Regions from separate parts of the Mus musculus genome. Here region 1 is linked to region 2. The links are chromatin loops, found by intact Hi-C in ENCODE. Cell type or tissue: gastrocnemius. All regions are shown on one strand. Links, peaks and the distances in the headings refer to the core of each region. The heading gives the core; the rest is flanking DNA.

What was found. Peaks named below come from ENCODE experiments on the same cell type or tissue, not always from the same donor. Only the 100,000 strongest peaks of a DNase experiment are listed, where the experiment ranks them.
Region 1: a loop joins it to region 2, with 3 times the contacts of the local background. A loop is called at or near these places in 3 of 42 quality-filtered maps.

What each region holds. Positions count from the first base shown.
Region 1 is chr11:79,960,277-79,965,652 of GRCm38, reverse strand. Utp6 (UTP6 small subunit processome component) reads left to right here and starts at 3,266. Exons shown (of 19, transcript NM_144826.3): 1 at 3,266-3,435; 2 at 4,822-4,906. The coding sequence starts at 3,344. In gastrocnemius, for the core only: a CTCF peak has its summit at 3,197; DNase peaks (open chromatin) are centred at 3,192 and 4,145; H3K4me3 peaks cover 2,001 bases; H3K27ac peaks cover 1,322 bases.
Region 2 is chr11:79,708,204-79,713,579 of GRCm38, reverse strand. It overlaps Mir193a (microRNA 193a), which reads right to left and starts at 1,611; the gene lies at 1,546-1,611. In gastrocnemius, for the core only: CTCF peaks have their summits at 645 (motif pointing left) and 2,609 (motif pointing left); DNase peaks (open chromatin) are centred at 1,465, 1,696, 2,353 and 2,575; H3K4me3 peaks cover 2,831 bases; H3K27ac peaks cover 3,195 bases.

The sequences.
Region 1 (5,376 bases), core at 279-5,278, 250 kb before region 2:
CTTCGGCTGTACAATGTGACCAACCCAAGGATAAGTTCAACTTTACTTTCAAGTATACATCCAAATGTGTTAAAGGCAGGAGTGGACGTTTTAACTTCTGGTTAGTGTTCCTATGGTGGGATTCTTGTGAGATTGTCTCAGGATCTTAGCAGAAGGCAGTTTGCTGTTTTCCAAACTGGCTCATCAGCACCAAAATGGGGATGAACTGTTCCTTGAAGGTTGTAGGTGATCAGAATCCATCTTTCTGGCCTCTCTCTTTCTTGGTCATTGAGACAGGGATCATGAAACTCTATATTACAATAACCACTTGACTTGGGAGCTGGTTCTGTGGTTAAAGTACTTACCATACAAGTATGAGCATCAGCGTTTGGATCCCCAGAAACTGGAATCCCTAGAATTCATGTAAAGCACCCACCTGTCACCCAGGTTCTCCAGGAGTGCAGACAGGAGAATCCCAGGAAACTCAAGGGCCAGGTTGTTTGCTTCAAGCATCAACTGGGAGAAAGTGGAAGGCAGGGCTCAACACCCAACATTGTCCCGTGGGTCCACACACTCATACAAACTCACATCATTCAGTCACAGAGACATACATCATACACACAAACACACATCATATACACATTATACACATATCATACACACTAACACACATACACACCAACACATATCATACACACGTCATACACACAACAGATTAAAACAAACAAAACAACTACTTAAAAAGCCAAGCACACGGGAGCTGGAGAGATGGCTCAGTGTGGTTAAGACCCTGCTGCTCTTACAGAGGACTTCCCACGTGGCAACTCACAAACATCTGCAACTAGTCCTAGGGTACCTGCCACCTTCTTCTGATTTGGGCATTAGACACGACACATGAGTGGTGCAAATACATAGATGTATGCAATACATACATACATATAATACACACACACACACACACACACACACACACACACAATCAAACAAACAAATAAAAGCCAAGCACAGTGGCCCACAGTGCCAGCACATGGGAGATTCTGGCTGATCAGGATCAGGAGTGTAAAGCTATACTAGTGAGTTATGTGAAATAAAATGCAAACTTCATGTAAATGTGTTTTAGAGACGAAGGCTGGTAATTTTTCCTTTTCTTCTTTCCTTTTTTTTTTTCCGGGGGGGTGAACTGTTTCTGAGGATTGAGCTTAGGACTGTCTGTGTTCTATCACTAGCCCACTGAACTAGATGTCCCCTCCCATCCCCATTCCTTAGTAGGTGTTTTCAGCCTTCTTAGGTTGATATAATGGTGATGATGATGATACAAAATAGAGTTGTGTGTGATATTGCATGCCTTTATCTCAGCACTGGGGAGGCAGAGGTAAATGGATCTCTGAATAAGAGGCCAGCCTGGTCTACAGAGAGAGTTCCAAGACAGCCTGGTATGCATAAGAGATTCACTATCTCAAAAACCAAACCAAACCAAACAAACAACCAAACAAAGATGGCCACCTGCCTCTGCCTCCCAAATGCTGGGATTAAAGGTGTTCACCACCAGGGTCAGCTAAATGAATAAAACACTGGGCTGGAGAGATGGCTCAGCCTGTAAAGGCTAGGCTCACAACCAAAAATAAAACATTCATGTGATTCACATGAAGATCACAGCCTTGCTCATAGTACTGGGCACATAGTGAGACAGCTGTTATTATGACAGGCTGAGGTGAAGAGACGATTTTGTCATTTTTATTATAGTAATTCTTAAGGCAAGATAAGTATAACAGCTAAATATCAAAACAACAGTGGAGAGCACAGTTGAGAACTGTAGTTAGCAAAAAAAAAAAAAACCAAAAAAAAAAAAAACAACAAAGAACTGTAGTTAGCTCATTACTCTCTGTCAAATTTGTCTGGAAAGGAAGGATTACAATCTGTCAGGCTTGTTGACTTCCTTGAACTTAAAGAAACGTTATAAATGCCTTACACTTGCGCATTTATTTGTTGATTTTTTTTTTTATTATTACAAGCTTCCTGCCCACACTGGACTTGCTGTTCACAGTCATCCCCATTCTGACTAATAACAACAAGTCCTGCGTTACTATTACAAGGAAACTGCATCTTTAATTTACATACATGATTTCCTTCCATGTCTCAGATCTTAGATCTGAAAGGGCTGGGAAGTGATGAAGCTCACATTGACCTTTGTGTCAGTTCTGAGGCCAGTGGGACAAGATGTGAAACAGAAAGGGAAGGAAAGCAAGGAGCTGGGTGGCTCTGGGTGACTATGAAGTCTAGTTCCCTCTCATAAATCACGTAGAAGACCGGGGTAACGACGTGAGTGTTCTAATAACAGGTCTAGCAAGAAGCCCTGCTTTGGCTTTTTATCATCTTCCAGAACTTAACAGAGAAGGGAACCACAGATTTTTTTTTTAAGGTGGTAGTAATTATACAGCAATGTTGCTTCCAAGGTGGATCTCTTAGAAACACTAATTTGCTTGGACAATGTTGTAAGGAAGATCTGTGTAAATATTGATCTATTTCACCAACTTTCAAACTTTTCATTGTTTTCTAAAACAAATGACAGTTTCTGCTATTTATCCAGTGCCTAAAATTTTGAAGTATTTTGTCTACATAGGTCAAGATATTTATTTTTAATTTAAAAACCGTGTGTGTATTCACGTGGGCGGGCACACGCGCCATAGAACGCGTGTTGAGATCAGAGGATAATTTGCAGGAGTCAGTGCTCTCCTTCTACCGAATTTAGGTTGCCAGGCTAGGTAGCACGATGGCCCTAATTATTTAAATAATACATTTTTTCTCACCATTTTAAAAAGAACCAACCATTCAGAGGCTTTCATTGGGACGTGAAAATGCACGGTTACCATACTGGTTTCGTGAAGCCAGCCGACTAAGACCAGGGCAGCTGGTCCGCAGCCTTAGAGCCTCATCGAATTTGCATAATTAACAATATCGTCTTCAGTTACATTTTTTAGTTTTCAGTGTTCTCGGTGACGAGAAGCGAGAACCTGCGACAGGAGCATGATAAAAACAAATGACTTCCAGGTAGCGTACTTAAAGCTCCTATCAGGTATTCCGGGAGGAGCTTTTTCCGGTCTCCGAGGCGCGAGGATTTAGCCCCGCCCCCAGCCCCGCCCCCGCAAAAGATGCATTCCCAGACCGGAAAAGGTTCTTGCTGCAATCCTATAGTCAACCACAGGGAGGCGACAGCGGCTTCGCTAGAAAAGAGGGGCTCCCCAATGGCGGAAGCGGAAAAGGCGGGACTTACGAAGCACGTTCAGTCAATCACTAAGAGTGAGGCTGAAAGGTGGCTGTTCTCTACGCTTATCGGCCGCCCGGCTGCTTGTGAAGTTCCAGCCTCATGGCGGAGATAATTCAGGAACGTATAGAAGATCGAATCCCGGAGTTGGAACAGCTGGAGCGCATCGGACTCTTCAGTCACGCGGAGATTAAGTGAGAGAGGATCAGGGAAGAGGAAGGAGCGGGGAGGCCGGAGGGGAGCTTGAGGCCAGTGTGTGGCGGGGACCGGCGTGCTGACTTTTCTGAGTTTGTTTGTAGCTACCATGCTAGCAGAGGGAAAAGTCCGTGGCTGGAATTTGACCACGGTCAGAATTCAACTTTAACGTATTGCAATGCGATCCATAATCAGTCCGTTTACCCTTCCTACTGACCGTCATCCAATGGTCAGGGTCTTGCGGCCGTAAAGGTGATCCAGCCAGGATCCTAGCCCGTCAAGGATACTGGGCAGTGTGAATGGCGGGAGAATTCCGATTAGAAAATGGTTATAGTTTAAAAGTTTGGGGTATACAGCTTTAGATAGTCGAGTACAGCGCCACGGAAGCCCAGGGGGAGTGGGTAGGTCTCCCTAACTAAACTTATAGACTGAAGACCATTCAATTCATTTCCTATGCTTCTTTAGCGCTCTGCCACAGGGCACGGAATATAGTTGGCATTTGGTAATTTGGTAAAATCAGTTACTTTTAGTGATTTTCTGTAACAGTTTACTTTTCTATGACTCTAGATAAAAGTGCAGTAGTAGTGTGAGTGTAGGATCCGCAAAGAAAAACGTTAGGAAACACCGCGAGGACGCTTAGAAAGTGCTAAATGTTGCCCGGAGTCAGGGCACCGGCCTTCAATCCCAGGACTTGGGAGGCAGAGGTGGGCGGATCCCTGTGAGTGCTACCTGTCTGGAAAAACAAGGGGGGCGCGGTGCTAAATGTGTTACCATTCTTAAATATTGTCTTGAGTATTCTGTTTTTCTTAGAACACATGTATGCTCACTCCTTTGTCGTAATATTTAGTTAGAGACAATTTAGGTTTTAAGAATTTACATGCTGAAAATAGACCCAAGATTTTAGGATAGAGATTTGGTTAACAAAAACCTAAGCATTGAAGCTAAGAGCATTGCAGAGTGCTTGCTTAGCATGCCAACGCCTTGAGTTTGATTCTAGAGAATGTATACATACACACACACACACACACACACACACCCCAAGACAAGCCCCTAAGTAGCCTAAATTTGGAGGAGAAATCTTTGTTAGTATGTATAAATAATAAAAAGCATTAGGCATTATTTACTTTGCTGGTGGGAACAGTAATGATCTTGGCAACTGAGGTGATTTTCCTGAAAGTTTAAAACTGTATGTGGATGTTCTTAACAGCATAGAGTAAGTGTGTAACAGCATAGAGTAAGTGTGTAAGAGAATGCGTGCTTTGCCTGTGGAAGATAACTGTGTTCAGGAACTAGATGTTCCTGTTAAATGTCCGTTTTCGGTATATCCCAAATAAAAATCACATTTAACCTCTCAAATGTCACAGTGTAATTTGCTCTCTCTGCAGGGCTATCATCAAGAAGGCTTCCGACCTAGAATACAAAATACATCGGAGAACCCTTCTCAAGGAAGACTTTATCAACTATGTTCAAGTGAGTGAGTCTATAGCTTTTTAATTCCCTTCAAGAATTTTTTTTTTTTTTGGTTTTTCGAGACAGGATTTCTCTGTGTAGCCCTGGAACTCACTTTGTAGACCAGGCCGGCCTCGAACTCAGAAATCCACCTGCCTCTACCTCCCAAGTGCTGGGACTAAAGGCGTGCGCCACCACGCCCAGCTCCCTTCAAGAATTTTAAATCAGACAGTGGTGAGCTTCACAGCAGTTTTCTACAGAAATCCAGAATTCTATGATTGTGTGCACGTTTTTTAAAATTAGGATCAGAGATGACTGTGTGGAGGGCAATTGCCCAATAAGGCTTGGTCCTTGTCAGAGTGAACTATTTCCTCCTGTTGGGTCAGTAGATCAGCAACATCATTGTGTATCAGGATTTTAGCAGGAAACTTGTCTTCTGGCAGTGGGCCTGCTAGAGGAGTTTGACAACGGCAGGCGGTTGGAAGGTCTGT
Region 2 (5,376 bases), core at 63-5,062:
TCCTTCCTTCCTTCCTTCCTTCCTTCCAAAGGAGAGAAAAGAAAGGCAAAATTAAACAATTCACTTACCCTAAAGCAATGAAGGACCAAATCATTATCTAACTGAATCCCTAACAGCTGGCCACAGCCATGCCTGACTAGGAACTGCAGGTCCTGGATGCTAGGAGCTCCTGATTCCCAGTGACTTATGTCCCAGATTCCAAAGTTTGGCCCCTCCAGGGTGGGTGCCAAGCAGCCAGTCCGGCAAGCTTTTCTGCATCGCTCGGCTCCGGCTCACGTCTGTGGATGGTTTATGACTACACAATACTATGGAGATTTCCACTTCATTTACTTTTCGGGACTGATGTTGGGGGCTGGGACAACAGGATAAGCTGTTTTTTCCAGCCTGATTCTGCACCCCCAAAGAAAGCATTTTTCTTAATTAGGAACGAGGCTTCCAGAAGTGCCTTTTGTCCACTCCCTAAACAGTTGTCTCAAAATGGTCATCTATCAAGATGGTAGGAAATCTACACCCTGGTCAAAGAAACTCTTTTCTCCCATTCTTCAGGCACCAGTGTACTCCATCAACTAGAGCTAGCACAGACACAGCTCGGGCTATGATCCTTGCTGGGGCTCATCAGCCGGCCCGACACCACATTTCTGAGACTTCTCTCCACACCTGGCTCCCTCTCCTGTCCCTACTGCTACATGCCAGCAAGGGACAGGGACAGCAGCCCGAGTGTGATTTGCACAGGGACTACTTTGCACGTGGTTCACAAGCACGGGGAGCCGGGGGGGGGGGGAATACCTCTTATATGGTCTTTGTGCAACTTTGTACAAAGTGGTGGACCAACCTAGTTTCTCTGTCTCCAGCCTCCCAGCTTCTAGAAACCTCTCTCATTTCCTAATGCCAGGAAGAAGGGGGCAGGAGGTGCCCTATTGGTCAGCTTGCCCTTCATACACGGAGTTCAAGTCTGCTAAGTGCTCCTAGAACAGTCACACAACACAAAATGACAAAAGGGACCAAGGTCAGGAACTCGAGATTTCAGGGCTTTGTATGGAATTTTGTGTGGGGGTGGGGGTGGTAAGCAAAGTTTTAAGAGCAATAGAACTGGGGGGGGGGGCTTTTTCAGCATAAAACTTGATGGGGGTCAGTAATGGGTTATTAAAGAGGGCAAAAGACTGGTTAGAGAAGTGTCCACAGACTCCACTTAGGACCTGGAGTTGGGCTCCGCATCGAGGCCACCTCCCCAGGAGTAAGTCCAGAAACCAGGCTCTAGCTTCCCCACCCCCAAACTCAAGGTTGGCGCCATACAGCAAGGCAGGCCGGTACAGAAGAAAAACGTCCTTTCTCCCCCACCCCAGGACATTCAAGCACGTTGCGGTTTCTCTGCCGAAGCAAGAGATTCCCCCCAAAACCGCACAGACATCCCGCGGCGCACGCCTTTCCAGTCGCTTCTATCCCGATGGACATGGGAGGGGGGGGCCCAGCCGGAGCGCACGAGGACCAAGAAGGGGCGGGCTGCGGGCGGCGAGGAGAGTGAAGAAAATGCCGGTCCTGGGGACCGAGGACTGGGACTTTGTAGGCCAGTTGAACTGACACTCTCATCTTGCCCGCAAAGACCCAGCTCTCAGCTCCCGTCCGTCTTGGAGTTCCGGATGCCGTGCGTCCCCCGACGACGGGCTGCCCAGGGCATGAGTCCCGCCGCCCGCTCTTGGCTCGAGGACAGTTTCTCAAAGAAGCCACCTGCCCCTCCCGGCCTCGGCCCCGAGGGCTCCAAAACCAGCCCTCGAAGGTTTACACGACGCGCAGCGCACCCTGACCGAGAGGGCAGTCTTGGAGACGCCGGGAGTGAGCGCCCCCGGACGCCCCCCGCCTCATATCCACCCGAGCGCAAGGGCTGCACGCCGAGAAACTTCCCAGCGCCCACACTCCGTGCCCGCGAGGCCCAGCGGTGCGCTGCCCGGTTACCTGCGCTCAGCTCGGCGAGGCGGGACCGAGCCGCGGCGACGCAGGCTGCTTCCTCCCGCACCGCGGCCGCAGCCCGCGCCACGTACCCCAATGTTCCCGCAGCTTCGTGCGCTCCCGGCCGAGGGTCCCCGGCCTCTCGAGACCTGCTCCGGGACCTAGGGATCGCCGCAGGGCCCCCGCCGCGCCCCGGAAGACATGTGCGCTGCTGCGGGGTCCCCGGAAAGTTGCGGGGCTCCTCTCGCTTGCTCTCTCGGCGCTATCTGGCTCCACGTGCTGGTGACACATCAGGAAGGCTGCGCGCCCCGCGGCTCCCGGAGGACCCACACGGCCAGCGCCCGCCCAGCGCAGCCTCCTCGAGCCCAGCGGACCGCGCTCCGCCCCGGTCCGCCCTCCGCCCGCCCCTCACCGGCGCCGCCCCCGGCCGAGACGCCGGCTCACGCTCACAATCTGGGCGGAAAGACCCTGGAGTGGGTTGGGGTGTCCCTCTCCAGAATCGCCCGGGGCAGAGGATCTGAGCCACCCGACTAGACAGTCTCAAGTGCCTTCCACCCAGTCACGCAGCCCTTCCTGCCCCCCGAGCCTCAGTAATTTTCCCCTTTCCTCCTCTGACCGGTCCGATCCGCTGCCGGGGCTTTCTCCCGTGAAGACCGGCGCCGGGAGCCCCCTGCCGGCCACCCTGCTCTCGGGCCGCGCGACTGTCGCGGAGCAGCGCCCTGCAGCACCCTGCAGCGGGCCTCGATCACCCTACCCGCAACCTAGGTCAGACCTGCCATTGAGGGCTTCTTGGCAACCCCAATAGATGATATATTTAAAGTACCCAGTGTAGTTCCCAGGGAGAGAACCTCTTGAAAACCTGGGTTCCTTTAAGGGTGGGACTGAGATGCTGCGATACAGATGGGAGTAACCGAAAACTGTAGAGGTGAAAGCCTAACCCGCTACCGGTTTCTCTCTTACCTCTCTGCCGGCGTACAAAGGGTTAATTGGATGTGTACCATCCTTAGGCTTCTACCAAAATAAATCAGCGGAAGATTGATTCCAGGGGCCCTAGAGAAGCCCAAATAACCACCGAGACTGAGTTCCCTAACTATCTTCAGGTGGAATCTTGCAATCATTTACTTAAAATACCGTGACATTGGCTACGTTCCTATCTCCTCTTTCCTGGCCCCACTATCCAATGCACGCTTTAAATCCTGTGGCGGGGCTGAGCGCTTGTGACACTCAGATTCCCCGATTAGGACAGACAGATGCGCTGAGGCAGGTGCTCAAAAGACAACAGCTCTGAAAAAGCTTGAGGGCAGAAGGCTCCATGCCCTTAAAGGAGATGGGTGCAGGCTTCAGGCTTCTGTAATCCCTACTATTTCAGAGCCCGGGGCAGAAAGGAGGATGCCCTGGTGAGGATACCCTGGCGTGGCCCGTGATGCTGCCTTTTATTGATGTCTGACAGACCCTTTGGATCTGTGAGATTCAGGAGCCTAGAGGAGCCAGTGTCCTGGAGGGATAAAAGAACAGGGATGTAATGGGTTTACCCAGACACCGAATCCGGAGAAACCCTCCAGAGGTTAAGATTTGCTACTTGGCACCTCCTCCTGCTATCCCCTGCCCACATCAAAGGACATGGCTGGGGGAGGGGGGCTAATCCCATCAATGGAATCAAAGGTGGTCAAGAAAGGAAATTCTGCAAATTTGGGGTAGCCACAGGCAGGTTGCAAGGCCACATTACACTAGAGAAGGACGGTTACTAGGGCTCTGGCCTTCTCCTTACATGACAAATGCCTCCTCTCCGTCACTAGCTAGTCCATAAACAGACAGAATCCCTTGCTTCTTGGGGTGGCCCTGTAGGGAAGATGAGCACAGGCACTGGTCAAGCCAGACAGTGGGACTGGTCCTGCCTCCAGGGCCAGAAAGGGACCCAGCGAAAGGAAGGATTCCTGAAAGGTTGTCACAGTCTATTGGCTCCATCTTGCAAGGGCTCCTGATGCCCCAGCACATCCCAAGGCAAATGCTAATGTGGGCTACAGATAGGAAGGAGCATTTCCCAAACCTTGATAGGTTATTAAAAACAAAAAAACAAAAAAACAAAAAAAAAACACTTTAGAGTGTTAGTAAAAAAAACAGCAGCTAACAGTTTAAAATCTAATTGTTTTAAGTATTGCTGTCACCTGGTGTTCAGAGAGAACAAAGAGTTACAAAGAACCTATAGCCATGGGCAGCATGGGGTTCACACACCCCTCATATATAGCAGTTTACCTTGATGTCTTCTCTTAGCCCAGATAATTTTATGAGGGAGGAACACCAGGGAGGGGCCGTTTACTGCAGGAAACGTCCCTAGGATCACTAGGTTTGTCTACGGGTGGAACCTTCTTCACTCCCCACCGCCCACGAAGACGTCCACAGGTGATTCCCTCCCCGTGGGCTTCAGTTCCCACATTGGCAAGGTGAGAGGTATTCCCCTCTGTGACTTCTCCCAGCTTGCCCGGACCCAGCTGCGGAAAGGGGAAGGACATTAGCACTGACTGCTACTTGATTTTGATGACCTTTGTCTATACAATGTCACTGTTGACCTGGGCACAGGAGTCTCTGAATGACTTTCTGTGGGCAGAGTAAGTGTTTGGAAGGTCCCAACGTCCTTGGTTGAGGGCCAAGCCTTTGGCCAGAGTTCTACAAGCCTCTTTTTTTGCTCTGCCATTTAGGATAGATTTATTTATTTACTTATTTTAATGGCATTGGGAATGGAACCAAGGGTCTCACTCTGGGTAGGCAAGTACTCTAGCACTGAGCTGTATCTTCGACCCTTAAAACATTTTTTTGAGACAAGGGTCTAAGTAAATTCCGTAGGCTGGCTTTGAGTATCTTTCTGTAGCTCAGGTAGTCGTGAACATTTAATCTTCCTGCTTCAGCTTCCTGAGTAACTGGAATTTCAAGCCTGTGCCACTAGGTCTCCTGTAGGTCTGGTTTGATTGACGTCTTTATTAAGCCTCCTCCCCCAGCCCCTGTGTGTATGTGCACGCACGTGCGTGTGCATGTGTGTGTGTGTGTGTGTGGTGTGTCAGTCATTGTGACCTATTACTTTTTAGGAAGGGTATACAACTATGCAACTATGCACAAGACTATCCTCTATCAGAGCTACCTGGTCTAAATCTAGCTCACATTCAGTGATTTGGGGGTGGGGGGGACAGGGGAGGGAGGCTTTGCCCAATCCACACCAGCCCCCACTCTTCCCAAGCATAGGACAAGAAGAACCTGTGTCTGGGCCTCTGGGGAATGCAGCCTTTGACAGTGCGTTGGCATCTCCTCTTTGGATAGTGTGGCTGATTCTGGTGATTTGGGGAAACTACTACCTAGTTTTCCTGTTGGGAAGCCGGGTGTAGTGGCACACGCCTTTAATCCCAGCACTCAGGAGGCAGAGGCAGGCAGATTTCTGAGTTT